2 separate regions of the Homo sapiens genome follow, and region 2 is linked to region 1. Evidence: chromatin contacts called from ENCODE Hi-C or POLR2A ChIA-PET data. All regions are on one chromosome and are shown on one strand. Each heading gives the region's core, a stretch centred on a gene start or an enhancer-like site at or near the end of the contact. The rest is flanking DNA. Distances are from core to core; before and after follow the strand shown. Region 1 overlaps ARHGAP19 (Rho GTPase activating protein 19). Region 2 overlaps MMS19 (MMS19 cytosolic iron-sulfur assembly component).

Region 1 (7,645 bases), core at 1-2,500:
CTTGTGGCAGTCTTATTTTAAATGGTTGCTGCTTTGGGATTATGTTTCTTTTTTTCTTGACATGCCAAACGTAACTTTCTGTAAGTGACAGAAAATGCTGTCTTGTGCAGACAATGTCAGGACTCTTAGCAGTTTAAATTTAGTCACTTTAAAGCCTGAAAGCTGCATTATTTTCATCCTAACTCAAGATATAACTCAGTGAACAGAATTGAGAAGAGTGTGCCAAATGAGTATCAATCAGGTGGATTGTGGCCTATCATGTCAAAGTGGCATAAATTTATCAATCTAGTAATACTAAAAAAATAATAATTTGTATAACCTACTCACAGTATACAATTACCACTTTTACCACTAGATGGAACCCTACATGTAAGGTGATATGCTCAGTGAAAGGACTGGAAACAATCCACAGCTGAAAAATCAATTACAGAAAAATGAAATGCAAGTGCTTCTGAGGCATGTTGAAGCCATGAATCTGCAAAATTCAAGGCAGTTAAAAAAAAAAAAAACTGCATCCTGCAGATGTATCTTTTGGCTGACTATACCAAAACTGCATACCCACAAAACTAAATGTTTCCTCCCTGGTGAATTGCCTAACTTGATTTGTTTTCCAAGAACCACAACCTTGGCAAGATTTATCAAAATATGAGCTATATTTAAAGTTGTCTAAATCTGATTTACCACCCTGAGAGAAGAATGCCCTCTCTCTTACTGCTTTTTCAACTCTAAAAGGCTCTGAAACACAGCTTTAAATGTGTCACTTTGTTGGAAAGCTGTTAGATAAGAAATACAACTATCAAAGAAAAGACTGTATTCTTCCCTCTTTCTATGTATCAAATTTAAGCCAGTATCATGAAAGCTGTACATAAAAAGAGAAGAGAAAACTAAACAGGCCCTACATGTCCAAGCTGGTGGTGCTTTTTAATACCAGAGACAGTTCAACATTAATAAGTCGTACCACAATTCAGGGAACGATATCCAATTTCTTAGATAAAATTTTTGAAATATTTATACCCTAAGGTCTGCCCTTAGGAGTAGCTGTGCAATGTTTTATAGTATGGACTACAAAATTATCTCTAAGTTAGACTCCAAAAGTCTGCAAATATATTTAGCCCCTATATTTGATCTCAACCTGAACAAATTTCTTTCTTGCTTGCTTTTGTGTGTGTGTGTGTGCGTTTTGTTTGTTTGTTTGAGGCTGGGTCTTCCCTTGTTGCCCAGGCTAGAGTGCAATGGCGCAATCATGACTCACTGTAGCCTCAACTGCCTGAGCTCAAACAATTCCCCCACCTCGTCCTCCCAAGTAGCTGGGACCATAGACATGCACAGCCACACCTGGCTAATTTTTTTTTATTATTTGTAGACACAAGTCTTTCTACGTTGCCCAGGTCTCAAATTCCTGGGCCCAAGTGATCCTCGCACCTCGGCCTCCCAAAGTGCTGGGATCACAGGCATAAGCCACCACGCCCAGCCCAAATTTCAAACTAATAATACAACTTAACCAAAATTAAACTGGCAAACTATTCTGAGATGAAAAAACTCTTGATTGCCTACCTTCTTAACCTAAACATTTTTGGAATCCTAATCTAAGATTCTGCCCTATGGAATGACAATGTAATATTCTCAGTCAAGAATGATGAGTATAAATAATGCCAATTTACTCACTCATTTATTTGCTTGGTAATTTTTATCTTTCTGGGTGTCATATGAATAAGCATTAATTATGCTGCTGACACCTTCCTTAATTTTTCTCCCTCATGCTAGTGTACAATGGGAAGAAAGTTATTTGTATTAAGAAAGTAACATCAGGCTGGGTGCAGTGGTTCACATCTGTAATCCCAGCACTTTAGGAGGCCGAGGTGGACAGATCATTTGAGGTCAGGAGTTCAAGACCACCCTAGCCAACATAGTGAAACCCCATCTCTACTAAAAATACAAAAGAATTAGCTGGGTGTGGTGGTGCACACCTGTAATCCCAGCTACAAGGGAGGCTGAGGAAGGAGAATCACTTGAACCCGGGAGGCAGAGGTTGCAGTGAGCCGAGATCACACCACTGCACTCCAGCCAAGGTGACAGACCAAGACTCCATCTCAAAAATAATAATAATAATTAAAAGAAAAAAAAGGTAACATCAAAATTCCCTATTAACTTGGAAAAAGTTCTATAGGATGCTTCACTGATAATACAGTCTCTTTCTTACCATTTATCTAAAAAATATTTGCTCCTCAAAAAATCAGAGTCAATGCTTCATGAGTCTCTCTTTTCCTATTTTTTTTTTTTCCCCTAAGACAGGGTCTCACTCTGTTGACCAGGCTGTAATGCAGTGTGCAATCATAGTTCACTTCAGCCTTCAACACCTGGGCTCAAGGGATCCTCCCATACTCCCACATCAACCTCCCAAAGTGCTAAGACTAAAGGTGTGTGCCACCACACCTGGCTAATTTTTTAATACAGCCCAGGGTCTCACTATGTTGACCACACTAGTCTCAAACTCCTGGCCTCAAGCGATCCTCCCAGCTCAGCCTCCCCAAGTGCTGGCATTAGGCATGAGCCACTGCACCCAGCCTCCTACAGACTTTTAAGTGCCATGAGTCTCAGGCAATTAAAACTAGAAGTACTTCTACGTATGATCTGATTAGGTCCTAAAAGACTACTTCTATATTCATTTGTTCCAAAGTTCAGAGTGACACATACTATCCAAGAGACAGCTAATGGTTTTTGTTCTGGCACATGACTTGTTCATATCTACACAAGTTCACAAATTGAAAATTCTTAAGAGTTTCTGGCCAGGCACAGCGGCTCATGTCTATAATTCCAACACCTTGTGAGGACAAGGTGGCAGGATCACTTGAGCCTAGGAGTTCAAGACCAGTATAAGCAACCTGACAAGACTCTGTCACTACAAAAAAAAAAAAAAAAAAAAATTGTTTTTAAATTAGCCAGGCATGGTTGCTTGAGTCTACGGTCCCAACTACTCAGGAGGCTGAGGTAGGAGGATCACCTAAGCCCAGGAGGTCAAGGCTGCAGTGAGGTGTGTTCTTGCCCCTGCACGCCAGCCTGAGTCATAACAGAGTGAGACCCTGTTTCAAAAAAGAAAAGAGTTTCTATACTTGTAGTCAGCCAGAAATATTCAATATTTCACAAATTTAACTATAAATCTTTTCATCAACCAACATAAGAAGGTGAATTGCTTTTCTGAGACATATGGTACCCAAACAAGAAATCGATCACTTGTGTGTCATTTAAAATCAATCCAATCATGATCTACTAATTGCTTTGTAACTTTACGGTATTGTAAGGTATAGGGGACAAAAACTAAGGTAAGTCTCTGGCCTCCAGGAACTGAAAATTCACTAAGTGCTACGCGATTTCAAATAGTAGCTAAAGACCACAACGCAAAAGATGATACAAGATCATTAATAGCCAAATGCATGATACAGACAATAAAGGCTCTAAGAATTCAGGAGAGAATCTTTTACCCATATACAAGAGATTTGAGCTAGATCTTAAAGACGTGTAGGAGTTAGACAGTGGGAGAAAAAAAGAGCTAATACTTAAGGTGCTTTTTGGTTTCTCAGGGTTTTTTTAAGAAACATAAAATGTTTTCGCCACACATTAGTGGCCAGCCCTTTTCAAAACATAAATTTAAAGAGAGGTACACAGGGGAGTTACAGAGATAGCACAGTGGACATCTGCTGCTTTTGAATTCCCAATACGTATTTTCCCCTTCCTCTGGTAACAGCACCCCCATTTTCCTTTAAGCAATAAACCTCTCCCCATCTTTCGAATCTATGTGACCTGGTGGGCACTGCCTGTGAGCATGTCATCCAAGCTTAACCAACTGAAACATTCTATTCCCTTCATGAATCCAAGCAAAGGCCCACAAGTCAAACCAGGACAAAAAGTCTCAACTCCAAGACTCTTGTGAATCCTAAAATTGCTAAGCTGGTGGGATGTAAGACTGACACCGTTGGTGGCCTATTACTGCCACTTTTTATACAGAATCTGCCTTCTTAGGAAGCAAATACAGAGGAAACCAGATCTAAGACAGTAAAGAGGTAGATATCTAACAACACTGAGATTTGAGATTTTCCATACAGATTAAACCATACTTGATTTATCCCCTGGACTTTTCAGTTTCTTGAGCCAATTAATAGAGTCTCTTTTTGCTTAAGCTAGTTTTAGTTTCTATCACATATAACTGAAGAATCCTAACAAATATGAATGTGTAAGTCTGTTTGTCCCAGTATGAATCTGAGCCCTCCCTTCTGTATCTTCCCCTTCAGAGCAATGGCTGCCAATCAGTCAGCCATGGCCATGCCATCTCCAGCAAGGTCTGGAACTCTGCCCTAGGGACCCTCTTCCTTGTACATTCTAACTCAGCTGATTCCTGTATCTATTTCTATATTTCTTAGAGATCTCTTTACTTCTTACTAGCCAATTCCTTGTTACTCGAATCCCCAGTTATAGTTTATAACCTATTAAATGTTCTCTGTTTAAAGTACTATGTAGTTTCTTTTTTCTTTTTTTTTTTTTTTTTTTTGAGACAGAGTCTCACTCTGGTCGCCCAGGCTGGAGTGCAGTGGTGCGATCTCGGCTTACTGCAACCTCCACCTCCCAGGTTCAAGCGATTCTCCTGCCCCAGCCTCCCAAGTAGCTGGGATTACAGGCGTCTGCCACCACGCCTGGCTAATTTTTGTATTTTTAGTAGAGACGGGGTTTCACCATATTGGCCAGGCTGGTCTTGAACTCCTGACCTCAGGCAATCCACCCACCTCAGCCTCCCAAAGTGCTGGGATTACAGGCGTGAGCCACCCGCCCGGCTGTTACTATGTAGTTTCTATGGCCTAGCTGAATTTAGTTTATATCGGGTAACAGTAGCAAAACATCAGCACAAAATAAATAGGCTCCAGCATCTGTAGAAACAACCCACCCTAAAAGATGGTTAGTAAAAGTGTAGGTGAGAGTGTTCACTGAAGGTGACCAGAGGGCATCTTCAGGAGGCTGAGGTGGGTGGATCATGAGGTCAAGAGTTCGAGACCAACCTGGCCAACATGGTGATACCCCGTCTCTACTAAAAATACAAAAATTAGCCAGCATGGTGGCGCATGCCTGTAGTCCCAGCTACTCGGGAGGCCGAGGCAGGAGAACTGCTTGAACCCAGGAGACGGAGGCTGCAGCAAGCTGAGATCATGCCACTGCACTCCGGCCTGGGCAACAGAGTGAGACTCTGTCTCAAAAAAAAAAAAAATTGTATTTCAATCACTCTTTTGCTATACTGTTTCCAACCAGAAATGATGCACTTATTGGGAGGAAACTGGGAAACCAAGATAGAAATCAGATCTTGGATGGGTCATATTTTAGATAAGAGGCATTACAGTTTAAGACTCAGAAGGAACCAGACATGGTGGCTCACACCTGTAATCCCAGCACTTTGGGTTGCCAAGGTGGGAGGAGTACATGAGCCCAAGAGTTTGAGACCGCCTAGACAACATAGTGAAACTTCATCTCTATTAAAAAAAAAAAAAAAAAAACTGTCTCAATATTAATAATGGTTGTATCTATCTGGTAAATTGGAGTGGCTAGTTTACCATTTTTCTACATATTTTTCTTTCCTTTTTTTTTCTTTTTTTTAGAGACAGGGTCTCACTCTGGCACCCAGGCTGGAGCACAGTGGTGTCATCATAGCTCACTGCAGCCTTAAGCTCCTAGGTTCAAGCAATCTTCCCACCTCATCCTCCCCAGTAGCTGGGACTACAGGTGCACACCACCACACCTAGCTTTTTTCTCTTATTTTTATTTGTATTTTTTGCTTTTTGTTTTTGAGACATTGTCTCACTCTGTTGCCCAAGCTGGAGTACAGTGGTGCAATCTTGGCTCACTGCAACTTCTGCCTCCCAGGTTCAAGCGATTCTCTTGCCTCAGCCTCTTAAGTAGCTGGGATTACAGATGTGCGACACCATGCCCAGCTAATTTTTGTCTTTTTAGTAGAGACAGGGTTTCACCATGTTGGCCAGGCTGGTCTCGAACTACTGACCTCAAGTGTTCTGCCCACCTTGGCCTCCCAAAGTGCTGGGATTATAGGCGTGAGACACTCAGACCAGCCCCCATTTTTTTCTACATATTTTTCTAGCCTTCTGTAGTAAATATTATATAAGTTTATTTCATAGTGGGGAAGAGGGGAAAAAAGTATATACTGGGGGTTTTTTGAGGCAAGGTCTTGTTCTATTGCCCATGCTAGAATGGTGGCATACTCACGGTTCAGTGCATCCTTGACCTCCCAGGCTCAAGCAATCCTCCTGCCTCGGCCTTCCTAGCAGCTGAGACCAGAGGCATGTGCCACCACGCCTGGCTAACTATTTTTATTTTTAGTAGAGACAATGTCTTGCTAGGTTGCCCAGGCTGGTCTCAAACTCCTGGGCTCAAGTGATCCTACCACCTCAGCCTCCCAAAGTGGTAGGATTACAGATGAGAGCCACCACTTTTAGCCAAACTATATACTCTTAACAAAAAAGAAAGAAAGAAAAAAAAGCATATACTTTTTTTTTTTTTTTTTTTTTCCTGTGAGACTGAGTCTCGCTGTGTCGCCCAGGCTGGAGTGCAATGGTGTGATCTTAGCTCACCACAACCTCCGCCTCCCAGGTTCAAGCGATTCTCCTACCTCAGCCTCCCAAGTAGCTGCGATTACAGGTGCATGCCACTGCACCCAGCTAATTTTTTGTATTTTTAGTAGAGACGGGGTTTCACCATGCTGGCCAGGCTGGTCTTAAACTCCTGACCTCAGGTGATCCGCCCGCCTCCGCCTCCCAAAGTGCTGGGATTACAGGCATGAGACACTGTGCAAGGCCGAAAGTATATACTCTTAAAGCTTCAATGGATTTGTAGGTTGTAGATGTTCCATATAAAAAATGGCTGGACACAGAACAATGCGAATGTAGTTAACATTAATTAACTACACACTTAATAGGTAAGATGATAAACTGTTATGTTTTTTAATACAATTTTTTAAAACAAATTTATTTTTATTTATTTTTTTTAACAACAGGGTCTCAGTCACCCAGGCCAGAGTGTAGTGGCGGCATTCTAGCTTATTGCAGCCTCAAACTCTTGAGCTCAAGTGATCCTCCTGCTTCAGCCTCCCAAGTAGCTGGGACTGCGGGTATGTGCCACCATACCTAGATAATTTTCTCTTTTTTTTTTTGCTTTTTTTTTTTTTTTTTTGAGACAGAGTCTCTCCCTCTGTTGCCCAGGCTGGAGTATAGTGGCACAATCTCGGCTCACTGCAACCTCCAGCTCCCAGGTTCAAGCAATTATCCTGCCTCAGCCTCCCTAGTAGCTGGGATTATAGGCAACCGCCACACACCCAGCTAATTTTATATTTTTAGTAGAGACAGGGTTTCACCATGTTGGCCAGGCTAGTCTCGAACTCCTGACCTCAAGTGATCTGCCCGCCTCGGCCTCCCAAAGTGCTGCGATTACAGGCGTGAGCCACCATGCTTGGCCTAAGCCAAATGTAATGTTTACAGCAAAAAGTTTACAGATTTCCTATATCACTCTTTATAACACTACCGACCCAATTGTTCTGACCAAAGTAAACTTGTGCAACAATATCTGCTTTGCTTTATGCTGTGGTTTCATGCCACTT
Region 2 (7,645 bases), core at 2,936-5,435, 180 kb after region 1:
GCTTAGAAGCTCTGCCTGTGGGACTTACCGTGGGCAGCTCTGGCAAGAGTACAGGCTTGGGCAGCCTGTTAAGTACATGAGAAAGACCCTTCAAGTAGTTTGGCTTCACATCTGTAAAAAATGGAAAGGCTTAGGGGAGAAATTGGACTTAGATATATAGCTTGAGAAATCAATTCCAATCTGTGGTGAGGCTGAGACATCAGCCTACAAACGGGTGAAAGAGCCCTTCACGCTCAGAATAAGCAAGATACGCCCATGAAAGGAAGAAGTGGGACAAGAATCTAGAAGTTTAGTCTTCTAGGCACAGACCACAATATAGCTCTAAAGAAGCAAGCGGGCCCTAAATTATCTTAGGGAATGTGGCCAAGCAAAGGAGAGATGTGTATATGTGGGGACCTTCTTTCAGACTCCTCACCTTGGGGAGCAGCATGGAAGCCCTGGACCAAAGCAGGCACATTATCTGTGAAGAACCGCTGGCGGAACATGATCCGCACTTCGGCATGGCCAGCACGAGTCAGCACATCAGTGCAGTCAGACATGAGCAGAGAGAAGCCATCAGCTGCTGCTGGACCTAATTCTGGGTCACTCAGGAGGCCCATGAGCTGGAGAAAAAAGAGCCTTTGAGGTACATCAGGGAAGAAGAATCTTAAGTGCCAAAGATAAGGATGGGGCCGGGTGTGGTGGCTCATGCCTGTAATCCTAGCACTTTGGGAGGCCAAGGCAGGTGGACTGCTTGAGTCTAGGAGTCTGGGCAACATGGCCAAACCCAGTTCTTACAAAAAATACAAACATTAGTTGGGTGTGGTGGGGTGCCCCTGTAGTCCCAGCTACTTGCGAGGCTGAAGTGGGAGGATCACTTGAGCCTACGGAGGTTGAGGCTGGAGTGAGCTGTGATTGCACTACTGTACTCCAGCCTGGGTGACAGAGTAAGACCCTGTCTCCAAAAAGAAAAAAGAAAAGAAAACAAAAAACACACAGGGGAGGATGGAAGTCCTTGGGAGGAATAGGAGCAACCAGAAAGTTTGTTTAGGTCCTGGGTTCTTCTGTCTCCAGAAAGGACGTACCCGGGCTGTAAGGCAGGAGCTGAGAGGATGGTATCTGAGCACTAGGGCCTTTGTTACCTGTAATTGGAGACAGAGAGAGCAATTGGGGAATGACACTCAAACCCGAGAACCCTGAGACATAGATGTTTATGGTTTAGGGTCAAACAGGGACATTTTATTTAACCAGACATAATTGCCTCTCTGGCTAACCAGACTCCACTCCAACTCCTTACCCAGAGAAGAAGAGTGAAGGCCTGACTACGACAGGGCCCAGAGCCCAGGCCAGCCTCCACTTTGTCCACAGCTAGCTGTAGGAATTCATCCAGCTGCTGCCCTAAAAAGGAGAGAGGAAATGCTGACATAAAGGCTACACATTTTCCCTTTAGCAATGAAATGCAAATCACTTTAAGTGCAGAGCTCCCTGAGAAGCTGTTAGAAAGGGAAAATATCATTTTTGCCTGTGGACAAAATGATTGGACACCTGCATAAGAGCCTGGTATTCTCATAATACAGAGGTGCTGCCATTTGAAAAGAGAGGGTCATCTACTTCCAATAAAGAATTATCCACACTAGCCCCACTGTAGGGAGTAGGACGGCAGAACTAGACTCTTTGTGCTCCCTTCTCTTCTTAGGTACTATAAAGCTCTGCCCAACTGTGGTCTTGACGCTTTTCCCACGGGCAGTCCCAGGACAGTGCTTGAGCAGTTGAAGCCCTGTTAATGTTATTAGCAAGCTCCTTTTAAAAAGAGAATGAGTACTGAGCTATAAGATTTCATGGGTAGTTGATTCTGGGAGGCTCCTTACATAGTCTGATCTCAGTACCTGCAGGGTGCTTGTTGAGGAGTCCTGCAAAGCACTTGGCAGCAGCGGTGGAAGAAAAGGGGCAGCTGTGGCAGCAGCTCAGTTCCAAAAGCTCCCGCATGAGTTGGTTCAGCTGAGGGATTTCCACCTACAGAAAACCTGGCCATGTAATGGACCCAGAGAACACTTGAACTCCAAGAGAACCAGTACATAGTGGCAGCAGGGACCGGGACGGATGAGAACTAACTTCTCTGGTGGGGGAAGTAAAAGATCAGCTTAGCCTGTGGCAAATTTCAGCCCGGAGTCACCTTGTCAAGGTTAAATAACAGTACTTCCCAAATGTGCTCACTTACATTTCGAGGCAGGGAGCAGACAAAGGCCATAAGCAGTGCAATCAGCCGCCTCTGCCCTGAGGAGCCATCCTATAAAGGAAGGAGAGCCCGATCAAGCCTGCCAGCAATAAGCTTGTCTGCCCCTCTACCCATTCCAGATTAGCCCTAAAAAAAAACCAGCTTGAAGGATGTAAGTTCTAAGACTGTTACCTGGAATGGCTGGAATCTGCTCGGGAAGCTGTTTTCAGGCAGAAAGGACACGTTGCCATCCAAGAAGAGGGGCACAATGTGTGTCACACTCTGGGCAGCTAACCTGGGGGCAGAGTACTAGGTATGACCAAGGAGCTAGGATTCTAAAGCAGCCCTCTCCTCCACAGACGTGCTTTTCAACCTAGGGTTTGAATTAGGATCACCACGTCAATGGGACATGCCCTGATCATTCATGCATTGAACAAATATTAATTTGGCACATATGTGCCAGTAATCATTTCCATTCAGGTTCCCATCTGGGAAGTCAAGGTATATTTTAAAATGCTCTACAGGTAATTCTTAAGCACATCTGCGGCTAAGAACCACTGGCCCTGGCTTCCCACCCTCATAGTCCATGGTGCTAAGAGCCCCTTCCTTTTGTTTTGTCAACAAAACTTACAAGACGATTAACTGCACCACATTTACATATAGGTAAAAGGACAGCTGACAAGGCAGCTACCTGTTGCTTCTTCCTAAGAATGCTATCCTTCTCCCTGGGTTCAAGCCACATCCATGATTATACTTACTCAGGGCTCAGGTGGGTTGTAGCAGTGCCAATGACAGACACCATGGCAGCCAACACCTCATCCTCCAATAGTACTTTTCTCAGAACTGAGGGCTCCTTCTCTGCAAAACACACACACATGCACACAATCACAAGACCATGACGGGTTCAAGAAATGAATGATTGGGTTCTGTCAGCATCACTGACTCTGGGGCTTGACTCTAGCCACGACAGCAGTTCTTAATCTGGTCTCTGGTAGTGCTATAGTCCTGAGAATCAGGGCACCAGAAACAGGAGTGGTCTGACCTGGGGCCACAGAGCGCTCCTGAGAACTCTGCACAGTCTTTAGACTAGGCCAACAGTGGGAAAGAGGGATAGCTAAGATGAACATTCTTAACATAAGAAATAGAAATGTTGTCCCTGGTGTCCCTGGAGATGCAAGGAAAAAAAAATAGTAATGTTGGTCTCTGAAAAAATTAAAAACATAGATTTATCTTCATGGGTCCTTATTATTTATAGCAACTATCATACACTGAGTACTTCCTATGTGGCAGGTACTATACACTAACTTATTTAATCCTTACCAACTACCCTGTGAAACAGTTTTTTTTTTTTTTTTTTTTGAGACAGGAACAGGATCTCGCTCTGTCACCCAGGCTCGAGTGCAGAGGCACAATCATGCCTCACTGCAGCCTTGAACTCCTGGGCTCAGGTGATCCTCCCACCTCAGCCTCTTGAGCAGCTGGGACTATAGGTGTGCACCACTATGTCTGACTATTTGTAGAAACAGGGTCCCCTGTGTTGCCCAGGCTGGTCTCAAACTCCTGGACTCAAGTGATCCTCCCATCTTGGCCTCCTGAAGTGCTGGGATTACAGGTGTGAACCATGGCGCCAGCCTAGACGGTACTCTTTATCTCCATCTTACAAGTGAGGAAATTGAAGCGTGGAAAGGCTGAATATCTTCACCTAAGTTAGCAAGTGGTAGAGTTGAGGATAAAACCCAACCAGGTGGGCTTGACTCCAGAGTCCAATTCTAAGTAAACTAATCACATAGCACTTCATGGGGAAAAGGTGTGCATTCTTTTGAATGTTGCTAACACTAGTGGATTTTGGTTCCTGCCACTGGTCAGGGTGGCACCCTTTGCTATGAAGTGAAATCTCACTCTGAGGACAAAGGATTGAAAATAAACCTCTGATGGTACAAAATACAGTACCACCAATACCCAGAGGGTGGTGCTGTTCAACACCAGCAGAGGGCAAAGTTCCCAAAGGCCAGGAAGGAGAGGTGGAAAGTTACCTGGCATAGAGGCCTGCACAGCCAAGGCAAGCAGGCAAGGTATAGCTGTCTGGTGGAAATACCAGCAACTCTCAGGGTCCTGCTGACATTTTTCTGCCATCTGTCTGAGGCTCTGACAGACAGCAATAACGTCACTGGATTGTGCAACCATATTCCCTGTTGATGAGAAAGTGTTCTCTGTAAGGTTTGCTTAAAAGCACTTTCAGGTGTTTCCAATTACACAGCAGATGAGAGGAACAAAGAAGAGTGACTGAAGGGACCAAGAGTGCCTTATTAAAAAGCTGAGTCACTTTATTCTCCTGGCTGTTCTTTCTGATCTATTCAGACTTCATAGTTGAGACTTGCTCTGTCCCAGGCTCTGCAGCAGAAGCACTTGTATATATTCTCTCCTTATTTTTCATAACAACCTTAGAAGTATCATTTCCCTCACTCTATAGAGAAGGACATGGAGGCACAATGAAATACATGATCAGTGGCTTTTCCAGGGTCACAGGAAGTGCAAAGTCAGGAATCAAGCCCAAGTTATAATCCAAGTCTAGTATTCATTCTACTATGTAACAGCTGCTGGATCAACCACAGTGGGCCTGAATCTACCCACAGGGCAGGCTGCTGTCACTTTTGCATTGGAGCAGTGCTTCTCAAACTCAACAGTCTACGAGTTACCAGGGTACACTGTCAAAATGCAGATTCTGATCAGTGAGGGCCTGAGATTCTGCACTTCTAACAAGCTCCCAGATGTCACCCATGCTGCTGGTTAACAGACCATCTTTTGAGCACCACGGCCTTAGGGTGATGCCTCTCAATTCAGATCCCACATGAAAATTACCTAGGTAATTTTTTTTTTTTTTTTTGGAGACAGGGCTTCACTCCTGTTGCCCAGGTCAGGCTGGAGTGCAATGGAGCGATCTCGGCTTGCTCCAACCTCTGCCTCCCGGGCTCAAAGTGATTCTCCTGCCTTAGCCTCCCAAGTAGCTGGGACTACAGGTGCATGCCACTGCTCCTGGCTAATTTTTGTATTTTTTGTAGAGATGCGGTTTCGCCATGTTGCATCGGCTGGTTAGGTCTCAAACTCTTGAGCTCAAGTGATCCATCAGCCTTGGCCTCCCAAAGTGCTGGGATTACAGGCATGAGCCACCACACCCAGCCCGGCACTTTTTTTTTTCTTTTTTGAGATGGAGTTTCACCCTGTTTGCCCAGGTGTGAGTGCAATGGCATGATCTTGGCTCACTGCAACCTCCGCCTCCCAGGTTCAAACGATTATCCTGCCTCAGCCTCCTGAGTAGCTGGGATTACAGGCGCCTGCCACCATGACCAGATAATTTTTAGTAGAGACGGGATTGCACCATGTTGGTCAGGCTGGTCTCAAACTCCTGACCTTGTGATCCACCCGCCTCAGCCTCCCAAAGTGCTGGGATTATAGGCATGTGCCACTGCGCCCAACCCTTTTTTTCTTTTGAGATAGAGTTTCACTCTATTGCCCAGGCTGGCCAGGCTGGAGTACAGTGGCGCAATCTCAGCTCGCTGCAACCTCCGCCTTGTGGGTTCAAGAGATTCTCCTGCCTCAGCCTCCCCAGTAGCTGGGATTACAGGCGCATGCCACCATGCCCAGCTAATTTTTTGTATTTTTAGTAGAGACTGGGTTTCTCCATGTTGGCTAAGTTGGTCTCAAATTCCTGACCTCAAGTGATCTGCTGGCCTCGGCCTCCCAAAGTGCTGAGATTACAGGCAAGAGCAGCGGCCCTGGCCGGGTACTCTTAATAGTACTGTTGCCTAAGTCCCATCCCTCCTCAGAGACTGATTCAGTTGGACGCAGGCATCAGTATTTTTTTTTTCTTTTAAAAGAGTTGATTCTGTTACTCTTATGTATAGCTACAGCTAGAACCACTGCCTTAGAGACTACAGCTCCCTATTCAGCCCAGTCCGTTGGTGGTTATTCCTAGTAGTTACCTCTGTTCACTTGCCAGAGATGCTGCAGCAGCAGAGGCAGTGTCTCCTTGACGATGCTGGGATGTGTTGATACAGCTGACAAGGCTTGCAGACAGCACAGATGCCGGGAGCATTGGGTGGGCTCATCTCCGTTAGTCAAATTTGACTCCCCTGAAAGCAACCCATGAGACAAAGGTTTACTGTGTGATAGGAAGCACGAAGGCCCCAAAGCCTTGCTGGAAAGGGATGGGCCACAGAGGATTAGAGACACATACCTACACGCAGCTCCTCAGCGAGCTTGGGTACGAGGTGGCTGCTGAAGGCCACAGGGTAGAGAGCAGCCAGGGTTCCTGATGCTTCCAGTGCTGCCACCCTGCTGGAGGCGCAGAGCAGATAAGCATTGGCTGAGCCTGGGCTCACAGCTCTCTTGCCTACGTCTGATATTAGGCAGATTCAGGAGTGTGAGCTCCCAACGCCTCCTTGCTAAAGAGCAGAACTCAAGTACCTACACCACTGAGTTGGACAGGGCTTCTTAAAGCCTAAGAAGAGAGCAGTCCTACATCTCTCCAACTGGTTAGCAGCCAGAGTCTAACACAGAGCTCACCTCCCCTAAGGAGAGCCAAGGGTCAGAAGCACAGAGCCCTGGTCCTAGCTTGATCTTTTGCTGCCAATACAGAGGCAGGGAACAGCTTGCTCTATCTCATTGCTTTAAATTCTCACCAACTCTGGGAATCCTCCTTCAGGAAGCTCAGTCTGTACAGGTGACCCACTGCCAGCTCCAAGTCCTCATAAGATAGGAGATCTGTAGTTAGAAGGGAACATGAATCTCATCTTTCTTCCCCTGCAGCCATCACAACCCTTCTAAGCTCTTATTAGAAATCCCAAATCATCCAGAGTTGCAGTAAGAAGAGGATAGTAAGGCTGCTTTTCACCAAGGCAGTCTTACAAGAAAAGGACCAATATTTTCCTCTTCTCTTTCCCTTAAGATGTACCTGGCTGGGCACCCAAGACTGTCAGTGTACGGATGCCAACAAGCTGAAGCTGGGTGCTGGGGTCTGTTAGAGCCATGAATACCAGTGAGCACAGCTGGTCCTTGAAGCCATTCAGAGGCCTTTGATCTAGGGAAGAGACAGAGGCCAGGTTAGAAGGAAGCCACTGCATTCCATATCCCTGACTAAGCTGTGATACACAGCCAACCTGGGGTAGATTTTTTTTTTGAGACAAGGCCTCTGTTGCCCAGGCTGGAGTGCAGTGGCGTAATCTCGGATCACTGCAGCCTCTGCCTCCCAGGTTCAAGCCATTCTCCTGCCTCAGCCTCCCGAGTAGCTGGAATTACAGGCATGTGCCAACAGGCCTGGCTAATTTTTGTATTTTTAGTAGAGACAGGGTTTCACCATATTGGCCAGGCTGGTCTCGAACTCCTAACCTCAAGTTTTCCGCCTGCCTTAGCCTACCAAAGTGCTGGGATTATAGGTGTGAGCCACCATGCCCC

Evidence for each region. Hi-C counts contacts between places; a loop is a spot of excess contacts on that map. ChIA-PET counts read pairs that join two places held with the same protein, here RNA polymerase II (POLR2A). Pooled maps may share reads with other maps.
Region 2: a loop to region 1 is called in a pooled map, with 2.3 times the contacts of the local background. The contact joins two enhancer-like sites. A Hi-C loop is called at or near these places in 1 of 50 pooled maps. POLR2A ChIA-PET finds 5 or more read pairs at or near these places in 4 of 52 experiments (PC-9, activated B cell, activated CD4-positive, alpha-beta T cell and 1 more).

Annotation. Positions count from the first base shown.
Region 1 is chr10:97,278,317-97,285,961 of GRCh38, forward strand. The region is part of intron 1 of ARHGAP19 (Rho GTPase activating protein 19); the gene reads right to left. The region is part of intron 1 of ARHGAP19-SLIT1 (ARHGAP19-SLIT1 readthrough (NMD candidate)); the gene reads right to left. Among named protein-coding and RNA genes, the nearest start is that of ARHGAP19, 10 kb to the right of the region's middle. Within about 2 kb of position 1,251, at least 7 of the 41 ENCODE cell types and tissues checked have a DNase peak (open chromatin) inside an H3K27ac peak, as active enhancers do.
Region 2 is chr10:97,459,631-97,467,275 of GRCh38, forward strand. It overlaps MMS19 (MMS19 cytosolic iron-sulfur assembly component), which reads right to left. Exons shown (of 31, transcript NM_022362.5): 15 at 7,146-7,271; 16 at 6,874-6,955; 17 at 6,429-6,529; 18 at 6,175-6,324; 19 at 4,228-4,383; 20 at 2,953-3,052; 21 at 2,387-2,489; 22 at 2,198-2,266; 23 at 1,866-1,992; 24 at 1,277-1,377; 25 at 1,065-1,121; 26 at 416-602; 27 at 29-111. Among named protein-coding and RNA genes, the nearest start is that of ZDHHC16, 17 kb to the left of the region's middle. Within about 2 kb of position 4,186, at least 13 of the 41 ENCODE cell types and tissues checked have a DNase peak (open chromatin) inside an H3K27ac peak, as active enhancers do.